Linked DNA regions of Homo sapiens: region 1 is linked to region 2. A link is an interaction called in ENCODE POLR2A ChIA-PET data of the cell type or tissue named here. Cell type or tissue: MCF 10A. All regions are shown on one strand.

Evidence for each region. Peaks named below come from ENCODE experiments on the same cell type or tissue, not always from the same donor. Only the 100,000 strongest peaks of a DNase experiment are listed, where the experiment ranks them.
Region 1: POLR2A ChIA-PET joins it to region 2 with 6 read pairs; 2 of 35 experiments call an interaction of 5 or more read pairs at or near these places.

Annotation. Positions count from the first base shown.
Region 1 is chr2:570,838-578,837 of GRCh38, reverse strand. No RefSeq gene overlaps it. Among named protein-coding and RNA genes, the nearest start is that of LINC01875, 29 kb to the right of the region's middle. In MCF 10A, no CTCF peak of the experiment used is centred here; no DNase peak of the experiment used is centred here.
Region 2 is chr2:420,345-428,344 of GRCh38, reverse strand. It overlaps LOC124905962 (collagen alpha-2(I) chain-like), which reads right to left. Exons shown (of 3, transcript XM_047446892.1): 2 at 7,081-8,000; 3 at 4,097-6,507. The coding sequence ends at 7,162. Among named protein-coding and RNA genes, the nearest start is that of LINC01874, 68 kb to the left of the region's middle. In MCF 10A, no CTCF peak of the experiment used is centred here; a DNase peak (open chromatin) is centred at 3,384.

The sequences.
Region 1 (8,000 bases), 150 kb before region 2:
ACGATATACAACATGCTGTTTGGATGAATATGCATTGTGGAATCAGCTTTGACTAATGTTGACATTTCAATGAAGAGACTCATATAATATATTTTTCTGTGTCTGGCTTCTTCTCAAATGTTATTTTATAAAATTTATCCTTTTTATTGTATGTAACATTTTGATAATTTTGTTGTTCTATGGTATTTTATTGTAAGCTTATAACACGACTTACTCAACAATTCTGTTGACGAGCATTTGAGTTGTTTTTAGTGAAAGGATATGAAATCCTGCTCTGTATATTTTTCTAAGTAGATGTTGGTGTCAGTCTGCATTTCTCAGGCTACACATAGCAGTGGAATTGGTGGGATCCAGAGTCTGAGCACCTCCAGCTTCCATGAGAGACGCTAAAACGATTCCCACTGCAAAGGTGCTGGCCCGACAGGCTCAGAGTGTTCTTCTCCTCCACATCCTCCCCATCACTCAGTATCACCAGCATTCACTTATTAGCCATGGTGGGTGCATGATAACAATGCAAAGATTTTATTTTACATTTCTCTGATGACTGATGAGATCAAATACTACATCTTCATAAGTTAACTTGTTATTTGGTTAACTTTTTATTTATGTGTTCATGTGTGGTTTCAGTCTTCTCTTTTTTGAAGTCCCATTTATGACTGTCGCCATTTTCATTTTAGATCAGGGTGTCTTCTCTTCACTGGCCTGCAGTTCTCCCTGTGGTTCCTTGCTGGCCTGCAGTTCTCTCTGTGGTCCACATGTAAATCCTTTGTTGGTTGAATGGATTGTAAATAGCATCTACCATCCTGTGGCTTGCACTTTGGTGCTCTTCATAATGTCTTGTGAGATAAAGGTTTTAATTTTAACTTTAACTTGCAAATATTTCCCTTTATTACTTATTTTTTAAAAATTTAATTGACATTATAATTGTATATATGGCATACAATGTGATGTTTTTACATATATTTACAAATGTGGAATCATTTTCAAAATAATTAGCATATGTATTACCTCACATACTTAATCTTTTTGCAGTGAGAACACTTAAAATCTATTGTTTGCCATAAAAATTGAGATACGATATCAGTGAAATTGGAAGCAGTTAAAGAATAGAAAAAATCAGTGAAACCAAATCTAGTTCTTTGAAAACATTAATATCCATAAGCCCCAAGCCAGGCTAACTAAGAAAAAAAGACACAATTGCCACTATCAGAAATGGAAGAGAGTCTATCCACTACTGATCCCAGGATGATTAAAAGGATAAAGGGATATTATAAATAGCTCTAGGACCCCAAATTTATAATTTATATGAAAAGCATGAATTTTTTGAAAGACAGTAATAAAACTCACTCAGGGAGAAATAGACAATCTGAATAGGCTCATAGGAGTTATAATAATTAATTATTATACACAGAAATTAAGTCAATATTAATAATCTTCCAAAAATGAATTATCAACTGTCATCTGTGAAAGACACTAAAAAAAAATCAAAAGACAAGTGAAATACTGCAAGAACATCTTTGCAATACACATATCTAATAGTTGACTTGTATCAAAAACATACAATAAATGTTGAAAATTCAATATGAAAACAAAGAACACAAGAAATGAGCACACAATGGATATGAACATCTCACCATAGATGAGATACAGACGGCGAGTAAGCACATGGAAAAATGCTCATGGCCACTTGTCACTAGGAGATTGCAAACTGAAACAATGAGGTCCCATGACACATGTATTAAAAAACACAACATAAAATTTTAAAAAGCCTGACAAAACTAAATGCTAAAGAGGAAGCAGAGAAACAGGAGCTCCGATTCATGGCTGATGGGAAGGCCAAGTGAAGGGGTTTGGCAGTCTCCCACAAAGCTAAGCATAGCCTGATTGCAGCACCCAGAAGCCACACTCCCAGCCACTTACACAGTTTATCTGAGAACTGTGCCTGCAAAAAATCCATATGCAATGTGTAAGGCAGCTTTCTCCATAACCACTAAAACCTGAAAACAACCAAGCTCCTTCCACAGGTGGATGGACAAACAGACCTTAGTGCATCCCTGCAATGGGAAATTATTCAGCACTAAACAGAAGTGAGTTACTAAGCCTAAGAAAGATATGAAGTAAACTTAAATGCATATTTCCAAGTGAACAAAGCTAACCTGGAAAGGTTGTATACAGTGTTATTCCAATTACATGGCATTATCTTAAAAAGCAAAATTATAATGCCAGTAAAGTGATGAGAATTGTCAGGGGTTCAGTGGGTGTGTAGTGGAAAGAGAGAAAAAAGTGAGACAATACTAATGATCAGTAGCATGAATGACAGATGAGACATCACTACAGATCATACATACATTAACAGGAAAACAAGAAAATATTATAAACTGCATTACAGAAATATATTTGTCAAACTTGAGAAAATAAACACATTCCTTGAAGAGTGCAGCTTATCAAAATTGACATGAAAGGCTAATCTGAAAGCTTATATTTATCAGAGCTGTTTAATACATAATCAAAAAATCTTCCCAAAATAAAACACCACAGGCATGTAGCCTTAGTGGTGAGTTATATCAGTCATTCAGGATAGAAATGAGGACGGGTGTGGTGGCTCATGCCTGTAACTCCAGCACCTTGGGAAGCTAAGGTGGGAGGATATCTTGAGTCCAGGAGTTCAAGCTCAGCCTGGACAACATAGTGAGACCCTGTCTCTACAAAAAAATAGCCAGGCATGGTGGTGCACGTTTGTGGTTCCACCTACTCAGGAGGCTGAGGTGGGAGGATTGCTTGAGCCTGGGAGGTTGAGGTTGAGGCTACATGATTGCATCACTGCATTCCTGCCTGGGCTACAGAGCAAGGCTGTCTCAGAAAAAAAAAAAAGAAATCAGAAATGATATTTTCAGAATATTAAGAAGGAAGGAATATTTCCCAATTTATTTTATGAGGCCAGAACTATTGTGACACTGCAAAGCTGCAGCAGGAGATTTTAGAAGTGATGATGTCATGTTCCACACCCTGGTTTGGGTAGCTGATTTTTTTTATACTGGTGAATATGACTGCCAAAACTCAGTAAGTAGTACAATGATGATTTCTGCATTTTATCTTATACAAATTATACTTCAATACAAATTACATGTGAAGAGACACATCTCATACAAGCCTTTCCTTGTTATTTCCACTTTCACTGTCCTTCAGACCAGCAGCACTCAGCAGGACTCTCGCAGTCATTCCCTAACAGGCTGTGTTCCTTCTGGCCCTTGCACACCCTGTGTGTCCCATGTCCAGGCTTCTCTTCCTAGAACACAGAGTTGGTTACATCTCTCATGCTCCTAAACAGCCACACCTCTAAAGGCTGCCCATTGCTTTTAGGATAAAACCCAGACTTCTCAGTGGAAGCCCACAGGCCCTGCATTGCTGTAGCCCCCGTCCCCATACCCTGTTCATTTACTCAGGCAATTTCTGTGATGGACACCGGAGTCAGGGGCGAGGGTGGCAGGCGTGGCTGCTGTCTGGGGACACAGCCGACCTCATGCACAGTGATAGCCGTGTGACTGAACCAGGAGAGGCACGTGCAGGGCCCATGTGAGCTGCCTCGGCCTCCTCCATCTTCTGTCTCTCAACGACTGCTGGTTGTTCCCGGGTCTCACAGCTGTGGAAGAAACCTCTCACCTGCCACTCTCCCCTGAGATGTGCTTCATCCTAGGGGTCCCGTCAGGGCTCACTGAGCCCCTCCCTCCCTGGACTGGGTGTTTCTATGCCGTCCTCCGAGGTGCACTTTAGGGTCTTTTCCTGGAAGCCTTCCCATCTGTCTCTGGTGGAATGAAGGGTGCATCTTCCACTGAGACCCCACAGTTCCCTGGACACATCTATATTGTTGTAATTTTTCATTTTTGATGACTACCAGATTACAAGACCCTTCAGGGCAAAAACAATCTTATTTACCTCAGCAGTATCAGCACCGACACAAGACTGAGTGCGTAGTAGGTCCTTGATCCGTGAATGCACAAAAGATCTTGACTTTTACTAGTTTCTGTGTTACACCCAGCTAAATAGCTGAGCAGCATGCACTGGCACTCACTGGGCCCGTGCCTCACCTTGCACTGCTGTTCCAATGCTGTTTCGTGGAGCATAGCATTGCTTTTCTGGGGCTCTGCTGTATTCAGATCCATTGTTAGGCCACTATATTCTTCACTTCTATCCCTCTCCTCTTATGACACGAGACACACAATGAATTAAGCTCCATTTATTACAGGTAACTTGGATTTTGGATTTAAAATAAAGTTAAAAAGAAGACTGCACCAACAACGCACACTTGACTGGCCAAATGTGCCTGTGATGGCCCCTTTCTTGAAGCTTTGTTGACTGCATGATTAATGAGTTGTTGGTAGAAAATTGCAAGCATATTTTCACTTCTAAGTCATATTATTTAAACTTCGATTATTGACTGGTTAAAAAACCAGAAGATGTAATTTTATGTGGCAGACATTATTAATTTGAGACTGTAGAACTGTAAAATAGAGCTTCAACTTTCTATTTATCAAACATTTAAATTGAAATAATAGCAACCTCACTTATGTCTCTGTTTTCTTAAGGTGGAACTAAATGATCATTTTCAGGCTTTTAACCTATCTTCTGTTTTTCCAACCCAAGCCATCAGCCAAATCTGATAAGTTAAGGCAGAAATACAAGGGGCTGCCAGCTGGCATTTGGAGGGTCCATGGGTGGGCTGGAACCCCGGGGTCACCTGCAGAGTCCAGAGTCCCATGCAGCCCATCTTCTCCCAGCACACCAGCACAGGAACCAGAAGCTGGAGCAGCAGCTGCGGTGGGTTTTCAGGGAGGAGGGAGGCTCCGGTTAGGTGCTTTGGATGCGGAGATGCTGTCTTGATATGCTAATTGGAAACAGATTCAGGCTGAGGCCTCTGTTTTCTCACTGCTTGGCTTTCAGGGAAGCTTCAGTGAGACTTTTAGAAAAAGAGCTTTTATGTGCACGTCTTGGGCACCAGCAGTGGTTGTAGACACTGTCCGGGGGAGCCTGTGGTGCACAGCAGGCACCAGGTCAGTGTTCCCCGAGATGATGCTGGGAACTGCCCTGCAGTTTAGATGTACTGCGAGTCACCCGTATTTATCGGTGATGCTGCATAAATGTCTTTTAACAAAACAACCCCTTCTCTTCTTTTCCATAGGTTTTAACTTCATTGAGACTTAACGGCTTCTTGCCAATATTTTTGCCAAAACCCTGTAATCAGTCTCATTTCTTTTATCTTGCTATACCAACTTACAGCTCCCAAAACAAACAAACTATTCTCTTCTCGGTCTTGGAACTGGTTTTCTAAAAACAGCACAGAGTCACCTGAGTCCTCCTAGGTAAGTAGATGACTTTCCCATCGCGATTCATCCAATTCCCCATCAGGCTGCAACCATCTCCTCTCTCCACCCCACTGGCTGAATGACTGGAAACCACCAGAATCTCTCAGACCCCATGGCTCATAAATCCTGAGCCTGGCATCTCTCCTCTCTGACACGAAAGACTTCACTCCCGCTCACACTTAGCAGATTCCTGGACCCTTCAAGGTCCAACTTGTGATGCTCGACCTGCTCCCCTAGAAGGACGGTCCCTGGCACTTCGTGGACATTGGCTGTCACTGTGCTCTAATTGTGTACAGATGATCTTGTCTCACTGTATAAAGTAAAGCACTGCGCGGCCTCTGGTGTGTCGGAGCAGGTGTGACACTGATGCACAGTTGGGTAGGTTCTCTCCAGAGGTCCCTAAGGACGCCTGACAGCCCAGGCCTATCTTCACCACAGCTGGCATCACAAAACAGCCTCAAATGATGGGGTTTAACACTTCCAAAATGTGTTTAGGTATATATTTTTTCATTTTGAATCAGCTTATTTTTTCCCATTTTAATTTTTAATCTTTATGGGCACACAGTAGGGGTATCCATTTATGGGGTGCATGAGCTATTTTGATACAGACATACAATGTGTAATAATCACATCAGGGTAAATGGAGTGTCCATCGCCTCAGGCATTGATCACTTCTTTGTGTCAGGGACATTCCAATTCCTCTCTTTTAGTTATTTTTAAATGTGCTACAAATTATTGCTGATTGTAGTCACCCTGTTGTGCTATCAAGTACTAGGTCTTATTCATTCTATCTACTCTATTTTTGATCCATTAACCATCCCACATTCCCCCAACCACCCACTACCCTTCCCAGCCTCTGGTAAGCATCATTCTATTCTCTATCTTCATGGGTTCAAAATTTAGCTTCCACAGATGAATAAGAACATGTAAGTTTGTCTCTCTGTGCCTGGCTTTTTTCACTTAACATCATGACCTCCAGTTCCATCCACGTTGCAAATGACAGGATCTCCTCCTTTTTTGTGACTGAATAGTACTCCATTGTGTACATGTACCATATTTTTACCCATTCGTCTGTTAGTGGACACTTAGGTTGCTTCCAAATCTTGGCTATTGTGAACAGTGCTGCAACAAACATGGGAGTGCAGAGATCTCTTCAACAGACTGATTCACTTTGGGGTATATACCCAGCAGTGGAATTGCTGGATCATATGGTAGCTCTATGTCTAGTGTTTTGAGAAACTTCCAAACTGTTCTCCATAGTGGTTGTACTAATGTACATTCCCACCACTGTAGAAGGGTTCCCTTTCCTCCACATGCTTGCCAGCTTTCCTATTGACTGTCTCTTAAATAAAACTCGTTTTAACTGGAGTGAGATGATGTCTCATTGTAGTTTTGGTTTACATTTCTCTGAGGATCAATGACATTTAGCACATTTTCATATGACTGTTTGCCATTTGTATGTCTTCTTTTGAGAAATGTCTATTCAGATCTTTTGCCCAGTTTTAACTGTATTATTAGATTTTTTTCCTATTGAGTTGTTTGAGCTTCTTATATATTCTGGATATTAATTCCTTGTCAAATGGATAGTTTGCAAATATTTTCTCCTATTTTGTGGGCTGTCTCTTCACTTTGTTGATTGTTTCCTTTGCTGTGCAGAAGCTTTTTAACTTGATGTGATCCCATTTTCCATTTTTGCTTTGGTTGCCTGTGTTTGTGGGGTATGGATAAATAAAACTTTGTCCAGACTAATGTCCTAGAGAGTTTTCCCAGTGTTTTATTTTAGTAGTTTCATAGTTTGAGATCTTGGATTTAAGTCTTTAATCCATTTTGATTTGATTTTTGTATATGGCAAAAGAGAAGGGTTTAGGGTTTCATTCTTCTGCATATGGATATTCAGTTTTCCAAGCACCATTTATTAAAGAGACTGTCTTTTCCCCAGTGTATGTTCTTGGCATCCTTGTCAAAATTGGTTTCCTGTAGGTTGTGGATTTGTTTCTTGGCTCTCTATTCTGTTCCATTGGTCTATGTGTCTGTTTTTATGGCAGTACCATGCTGTTTTAGTTATTATAACTCTGAAATATACTTTGAACTCAGATAATGTGATTCCTTCAGTTTTGTCCTTTGTGCCCAAGATAGCTTTGGATAAATTTTAGGATTTTTTTCTATTTCTGAGAAGAATGTCACTGGTATTTAGATAGGGATTGCATTGGATCTGTAGATTGCTTTGGGTAGTATAGATGTTTTAACAACATTCTTCCAATCCATGAACATAAAATATTTTCTCTTTTTTTGTGTGTTCCCTTCAATTTCTTGTATCAATGTTTTGTCATTTTCATTGTAAAGATCTTTCATTTCTTTGGTTAACTTTATTTCCAGGTATTTTATTTTATTTGTAGCTATTGTAAATGGGATTACTTTCTTTTTGATATTATTTGCTGTTGGCATATAGAAATGGTACTGATTTTTGTATGTTTATTTTTTGTTCTGTGACTTTACTAAATTTGTTTCTCAGTTCTAATAGTTTTTTGATGGAGCCTTTAGGATTTTCTTTATCATCTGCAAACAAGAATAAATTGACTTCTTCCTTTCCAATTGAGGTGCCCTTTGTTTTTTTTTTTTCTCTTGTCTGATTGCTCTAGC
Region 2 (8,000 bases):
ATATGTTGTGGCAATGGACACTTAATTCAATAACTAAACAGAAAACAAAACTAAACAATCCTCCAAGACTTAGAAAACGAGCATGAAAAGTTTCTAAAGATGGGAAGTGTGGAAGACGGACAGACCGGGCAGATTTAATCCATAAATCACAAAACCCACAGGTGGAGGGCACAGCCCCCAGGCAGAGGCAATGCCCAAAGACAGCAGAAGACAGCATTCTCTATCACTTTGTCTGTGAGGCATAAACATTTGCCACTTAATCACTGGGTCATCTCCTTGTGGTTTAAATTCACATGTTACTGATTGTTAGTGAGGCTGGAATCTTTTCATGAATGTACTAGCTATTCATTTTTCTCTTCTATAACTTGCCTAATCTTTTGCCCAGTTTTCTATTATGTGTGTTGTATTTTCTTTAAATTGTGACAGTTCATCTATTCTGTATTTTGGGTGGATTAAAGATCTAATATAAAAAGTAAATTTTCAAAATATTTAGGGGGAAAATGATGAGTATCTTCATTAAAAACTAAAATAACATAGTATCTTAAATAATTTATAGAAGCATAAATGTTAAAGTATGCCAATCAATTCAGCTACATACAAATTTATAACTTTTATTTACTAACGAATACCATGAAATGGAAGAACACAGCCTCGTAGAAGACAACTGCGGCTCCCTAAATACCTTCAAAATGAGCACCTGAAGCAAAATGACTGGGAACATGAAAAAGACAATCTCTGGTGGCTGTGCCAGCAGAGCCCCCTGCGTGCCAGCGGAGCCCCCTGCGTGCCTGCGGAACCCCCTGCGTGCCTGCGGAGCCCCCTGCGTGCCAGCGGAGCCCCCTGCGTGCCAGCGGAGCCCCCTGCGTGCCTGCGGAGCCCCCGGCGTGCCAGCGGAACCCCCTGCGTGCCTGCGGAGCCCCCTGCGTGCCAGCGGAGCCCCCGGCGTGCCTGCGGAGCCCCCGGCGTGCCAGCGGAACCCCCTGCGTGCCAGCGGAGCCCCCGGCGTGCCTGCGGAGCCCCCGGCGTGCCTGCGGAGCCCCCTGCGTGCCACCGGAGCCCCCTGCGTGCCTGCGGAACCCCCTGCGTGCCAGCGGAACCCCCGGCGTGCCAGCGGAACCCCCCGGCGTGCCTGCGGAGCCCCCTGCGTGCCTGCGGAACCCCCGGCGTGCCAGCGGAACCCCCTGCGTGCCAGCGGAGCCCCCGGCGTGCCTGCGGAGCCCCCGGCGTGCCTGCGGAGCCCCCTGCGTGCCACCGGAGCCCCCTGCGTGCCTGCGGAACCCCCTGCGTGCCAACGGAACCCCCGGCGTGCCAGCGGAACCCCCGGCGTGCCTGCGGAGCCCCCTGCGTGCCTGCGGAACCCCCGGCGTGCCAGCGGAACCCCCTGCGTGCCAGCGGAACCCCCGGCGTGCCAGGGGAGCCCCCTGCGTGCCTGCGGAGCCCCCGGCGTGCCTGCGGAGCCCCCTGCGTGCCAGCGGAGCCCCAGGCGTGCCAGCGGAGCCCCCGGCGTGCCTGCAGAACCCCCGGCGTGCCAGCGGAACCCCCTGCGTGCCAGCGGAACCCCCGGCGTGCCTGCGGAGCCCCCGGCGTGCCTGCGGAACCCCCTGCGTGCCAGCGGAGCCCCCTGCGTGCCTGCGGAGCCCCCTGCGTGCCTGCGGAACCCCTGCGTGCCAGCGGAGCCCCCTGCGTGCCTGCGGAACCCCCTGCGTGCCAGCGGAGCCCCCTGCGTGCCTGCGGAGCCCCCTGCGTGCCTGCGGAACCCCTGCGTGCCATCGGAACCCCCGGCGTGCCATCGGAGCCCCCTTTGTGCCTGCGGAGCCCTCTGCGTGCCTGCGGAACCCCCTGCGTGCCTGTGGAGCCCCCTGCGTGCCTGCGGACCTGCCAGGGAACTATAGGGTCACCCATCAGGACTCTCATGCATGAGATGGGTTATCTCATTTCACCCATGCACTAAAGTAGGAAATATGCTTTTTCTATTTCTCACAGGAAAGAAAGACTTGCAAGGTTTAATATCACTTGGACAGATGTGGGTAGCGCCGGGGCTCCAACCCTGCTTGTGGGTCTAGAGCCCGTGACACCATCCCGGAGGACGCCCGTAGGGCCCCTGCGATGGCAGTAAGTAGGGCCCCAGAAGAGGCTCCCCAGGCACATCCCTGTCTTGTTTCCCCTGGTCACTTGGTGCTAAGCCGGCACGGCGCCCTGCTGAGTGGGATCCCTACCATGAGAGAGCAGCTGGGAAGGACGACTTGGGTTCAGCTCTGAGGGAAAGCAAAGGCGAGGAGCAGAGGCGAAGCCTGGGCCCCGGAGTGAAGAGACCAACCTCAGCGTCAGCCGCACGCTGGGCCACAGCCATGCCAGGTGTAGTCCTGGGCCCACCTCAGCCATACCCACCTCTTGCCTTGGAAATGGAGGCAGCTCTCCTTTATTTCAGAGCGCTGGGGACATCGTACATCATTCCAACATTTCTGTCACTTTTTTCAGTAGCACCCCATGATCAGACACAGCCTCGTTGTCCTTCAGGCTGGCCACTTCCCAAGCCTTGCAGAGACTGAGAGAATGGCATCCGAAAAACTAGAAAAGCACATTTCATTTTCATGTTCCTTGATAATGTAATATATTACAACAAGTCATGGTGAGAAAATTTACATTCAAGCATGTTCAACTTTGTTGTGTGTTCTTCTACAACAATCAGGGGAAGAGTGAATTTTTAACATTGCCTTTATGGCCTCAGGCTTCTATAATTTGGCTCAGTAAAAATCTGTTACTTTTAATGATTGAGTCTTCCACTCCATCGTAGCTGTGGGTGATGGTGAACTCACCCCGATAACACCATGTTCCGAGGCTTCCAACCTTGCCTTCAAACCTTCACACAGGTGTGTTAAGCTGTACTTTTCACCATGGAACAGGTTTCTCCCCCGTGCTGTGTGAAGCTTCTTTTATACGCATTTATAAACTCCACCCATTCACGAGGGAGGAGCCCTCATGACCTAATCACCCCCTAAAGGCCCTGCTCTTAACGCTACTGCCTTGGAGATCAAGCTTCAACATAATCATGGGGACACTTGGGCCTGGCAAGGAGCGAGTGGATGGGAAATTTGGGGAAAACAGACAACTTTATGCCACCTGCTTTCTGACTCATATGAGCTAAGACATGACTTAAAAGGAGAAAAGGTCTTTGTTGGAAGCCAGGGAATGAGAGCAAAAGAAAGATAAAACACGTGGAAAGCACAAGACTTGTTTTTTAGGAGAGGCATCATGGGCAGTTAAAGTAAATAAACTTTCCTGCTAGACAAGCTTCAATCCACACCATCCTCCCCATGAGCTAATCACATTCCACGGCCAACTCACCTAACCCTTTAGGCCCATTTTTTTCATCTGTAAAATTTCATTATTGTTATAAGCATGACTAAAGCTTACGCATCTGAAAGGCACGCCTCAGTTGAGAAACAGCCCCTCCATGGAAACATTTCCTCCTTTATTGGCGGTGCTGACCCCTTGTCCAGCCTCTGCAATTTCACAGTTTCATTGCAGACTCTCCTGCTTCTTGCTGTTCCCGACGCGATGAGCCTGGATTGGACCCGGCCAGGATTTTGTGGTTGTCCTTTGCCATGACTGGGTTCCAGGAGGAAGCTGCCCCTCTCCACTCTGACCTCCTTGGCCATAGAGGTGGTGGTGGAGGTGGTGGAGGTGGGTGGGGGTGGGCATTTATTTGAGCAATAACGAGGGTTTCTCAAGTGGGAGGAAAATAAAAATGTCTCCTGCTGAGTCCTAGATTTGCCGCAGAACAGCAGCAGAAGCAGCCCCATCAGTCTCCCCGACCCCTGACTGGACTCTATACCCCCGGGGCCAACGCTCCCAATTCAGAGTCAGTCTCCAACCCCTGCAACATGAGCTCATGGAACCTGCTAAGTTCATGGAATAAGCTCATGGAACTTATTTTAGGACGTTATTTCTGTATGTACCTTCTCAAGGCCATGAGTGCCCCGGGCAGGAGTCAGGCCATACACCTCACCGGATGGGAAGTGCCTATCGCGGGCGCTGGAGATCAGGAGGCGTCTGGTAAGTGACGAATGCACGGATGGGCACATGAACAAATGGGTGCATGAATAAATGAATTTATTAAGAAATTGTTTAGTAAATACACTGTCTTTCAGGCTTGAAAACTCATCCTTCATTTTATGATATTAGCGACGCAAAACCATTGGTAAAACAGGGTAATTTTTCTTCATTTTGGAAGACACACTGAACTTTGGTTTTTAAGAATGTTATGAGAAGTGAAGTCCAAATAGTTTCAAAAACTGTTTTTATGTAGCTTTTGTTAAATATTCCTCTAATAATCATTCATGTGGTTGGTGTCTGATTAATAGGTAAATCACGTGTCCAGATAGAAATCCAAATCCTAATATTCATGTAGATTACATTTTATCATGTGCCGGGTGAGAGTGGGAAGTAGAGAGAGGAAGTCAGGAAAAGGCAGGACGCACACTTGGGCCACGCAGCCGTCGGCAGAAGCTGCCACCAGCAATACAACACTCAGCAGAGGCTGCCACCAGGAACACACAACACTCGGCAGAAGCTGCCCCCGCGGCCACACAGTCCTTGGCAGAGGCTGCCACCAGGAACACACAACACTCAGCAGAGGCTGCCACCAGGAACACACAATACTCAGCAGAGGCTGCCCCCGGGGCCACACAGTCCTTGGCAGAGGCTGCCACCAGGGACAGCTCCGTGTGCACCTCCAGAGACACAGACCTGACTTGGGTAGAACAGCAAATGTTCCAGGATGAAAGCATTTCCTGCATTTTCAAGCCATTTGCATTTGCCATGGGGCTTTGACTTACCTTTCAGTTTATCGCTTCTCAAGAACCCCTTCATTAAGTAATTCCTGTATTTTTGGTTATGCAGGGTTAAAATTTGAATCCTCTTTTGACAAATAAGGATACTCACGTGTTTAGATTTAAGGAGCTCACCAAGGCGTACACACAGCTGGTGATGAGAGATGGGGTCCTGGTGCTGAGTCCAGTGTACTCCACGGCCATCATGCAACCTGAGTATACGTGTTAAGCAGCCCTTGCTTTAGGGACCCACTGCAGCTGGATCAGTGAATTCCTTTTACTTCAAAGTAACAGCTATCGGACACCCCCCGCTACTCATTCTCAACAATGTCACCTGTTATGGGAGACAGGCATAAAAACATAGAGCCAGCATATGGCTCATGGAATGATGAGAGGGTCTTTGCCTTTCACAGGTGCATTAGCACCAAGAGGCCTGCTTGTCCAGCTGGAAATGGTTTTGAGAGGTGCAGACACCCAACTGCAAGCTTCATGGTGCATCTGTGCCACTGCATGCAGCTGACGAGGAGCCATACATGAGCTATTTTGCCCAAAGCATCGATGGCATGGCTCCCATTGCAATCCAGCAACAGGAAGCATGGTGAAGAGTGGCCGCTGTCCCCATGAAGATGAGCAATGTGACCCACAGACCAGCCAAGGAACCAGCTTCCTCACTGTGAGCAATGCACACAGTTTTCCACTGTCTCCCCTGGTAGGAGGAGACCCTGAGCAACAACATCAGGACGTGTAAATGACTAATCATGTGCTCTTCAGGAGCGGAGATTCTCACCATGGCAGGTCACTCCTCTTCCTGGACACGGGGTGAGGCCGCGTTCCCCAGCCCCTCGCTGTGAGGTGCAGCTGTGTGACCAAGTCCTGGCCAGGAGACTGGGAGGGAGAGTGATGGCCACCACCTCTAGGCCTCCTCTGAAATCTCACCAGTTCCTCCCAGCTTCCTTGTTTATATTCTACCTGCAGATGTCCATGGAGCTACTGGAGCCCAGGGGAGGATCCCAGATTCCTGGGCGGTGTTGTGGAGCACAGCCCTCATCTGGCCTAGGTTTGACAGTCATGCAAGTGAACAATACGTTCTTATTTTGGTAAGCTACTAAAATTCGGAGGCGTTGTTACAATAGTGAGCCTACTCTGAGGAATACATCATGTCTTTTATTTCCTATAACTTTAAACTCTTAGAAACTTGGAAATTGCCAATTCTCATCTTTTATTAACCATGGCTCAGTTTAGCAGAATGGATAGAAGCAATAACAATATCTGAAGCTGTGTGGGGCTAACTAAGACATGTGGCCTGGGGAATCCAGGCAGGGTGCAGTAGCTAACAGAGTACGTTTAGGTCTTTTTTGCCTAACAATGATTAAATGTCTGCCACATAGCTGCCGAAGGTGGAGGTAGAAACAATATTTAAGCACTGCAGGAAAACAGACGTTACCTACCACTGTAGTCAGCGTAGAACTTAGTAGGATGGGAAGCATTGGAGCAAGTTGAGCTCCTGGCACCAAGTTCCCAACTAGACAGGGGTCGTCCATAGGACAGGACCCCATGGAGGCAACAGTGATTCTCAGCGAAATGGGTGCTTGCAGCTGCGACAATGCAAATACTTACAGAGAAGCACACGAGCAGGTGTCCATCAGGCACCCAGCTTCAATCTGTAGTGCTTGGTCTGAAAAAATAAAGATATTCAAGGCATGAACTCACCTTCAGGCAGGGTGAAGTTGAATTGGGGACACAAGATTAATACAACTGAAATAACACCAAGCAAAACTAGAGAGAAGAAATACAGTTCTCATCTGCCCCTCACCACGAAGGCCACGTGACATCACGCAGAGAGCCCTACCCGGGCAGCAATGAGGTGGCCACACGTGAGCTGGGCCTTGCAAGAACCCTGAGCCCTGCAGAGCCTAGAAAGAGCCAAGGAGGGTCTGTGGGGATGGAAGGCCCTCGAGGCCATTCCTCCCGGACCCTTCATTTCCCCATCAGCACAATAAACACAGCATGCGGTGTGACCCCACCGTTTCACGAAGGTAAACTGAGAATACGCGTGAACGTGCCTTCTAGAAGGAAAGCACATGCGTATCTATGGTCTGTAATTATCCTCTTCCTACACTGAATTCCTGGACAACAGGGCCACACCTTTCACCTCTGAATCCACAGAGACTAGAAGAATGCCCAGCCCAAAGCAAGCACTCACTAAGTATTTTCTAACTTATTAAAAAGTATGAATGGACAAATGAACCTTTTTCTATTTCAAATTAGATGAAACTTCTGGTGAGATTAAAACAACATGACTTGTTCTGCGATAAAAATCACCCTTTCTCTACCCCCGCTTCTGGACAGACCTCTTCACAGCAAAACCCACGTGAACCTCGTCCAGCCACAGGCCGCGCGCAGCAACGCCTCCAGGTAAACCCACGTGAACCTCGTCCAGCCACAGGCCGCGCGCAGCAACGCCTCCAGGCAAACCCACGTGAACCTCGTCTAGCCACAGGCCGCGCGCAGCAACGCCTCCAGGCAAACCCACGTGAACCTCGTCCAGCCACAGGCCGCGCGCAGCAACGCCTCCAGGCAAACCCACGTGAACCTCGTCCAGCCACAGGCCGCGCGCAGCAACGCCTCCAGGCAAACCCACGTGAACCTCGTCCAGCCACAGGCCGCGCGCAGCAACGCCTCCAGGCAAACCCACGTGAACCTCGTCTAGCCACAGGCCGCGCGCAGCAACGCCTCCAGGCAAACCCACGTGAACCTCGTCTAGCCACAGGCCGCGCGCAGCAACGCCTCCAGGCAAACCCACGTGAACCTCGTCTAGCCACAGGCCGCGCGCAGCAACGCCTCCAGGCAAACCCACGTGAACCTCGTCTAGCCACAGGCCGCGCGCAGCAACGCCTCCAGGCAAACCCACGTGAACCTCGTCTAGCCACAGGCCGCGCGCAGCAACGCCTCCAGGCAAACCCACGTGAACCTCGTCTAGCCACAGGCCGCGCGCAGCAACGCCTCCAGGCAAACCCACGTGAACCTCGTCTAGCCACAGGCCGCGCGCAGCAACGCCTCCAGGCAAACCCACGTGAACCTCGTCCAGCCACAGGCCGTGCGCAGCAACGCCTCCAGGTAAACCCACGTGAACCTCGTCTAGCCACAGGCCGCGCGCAGCAACGCCTC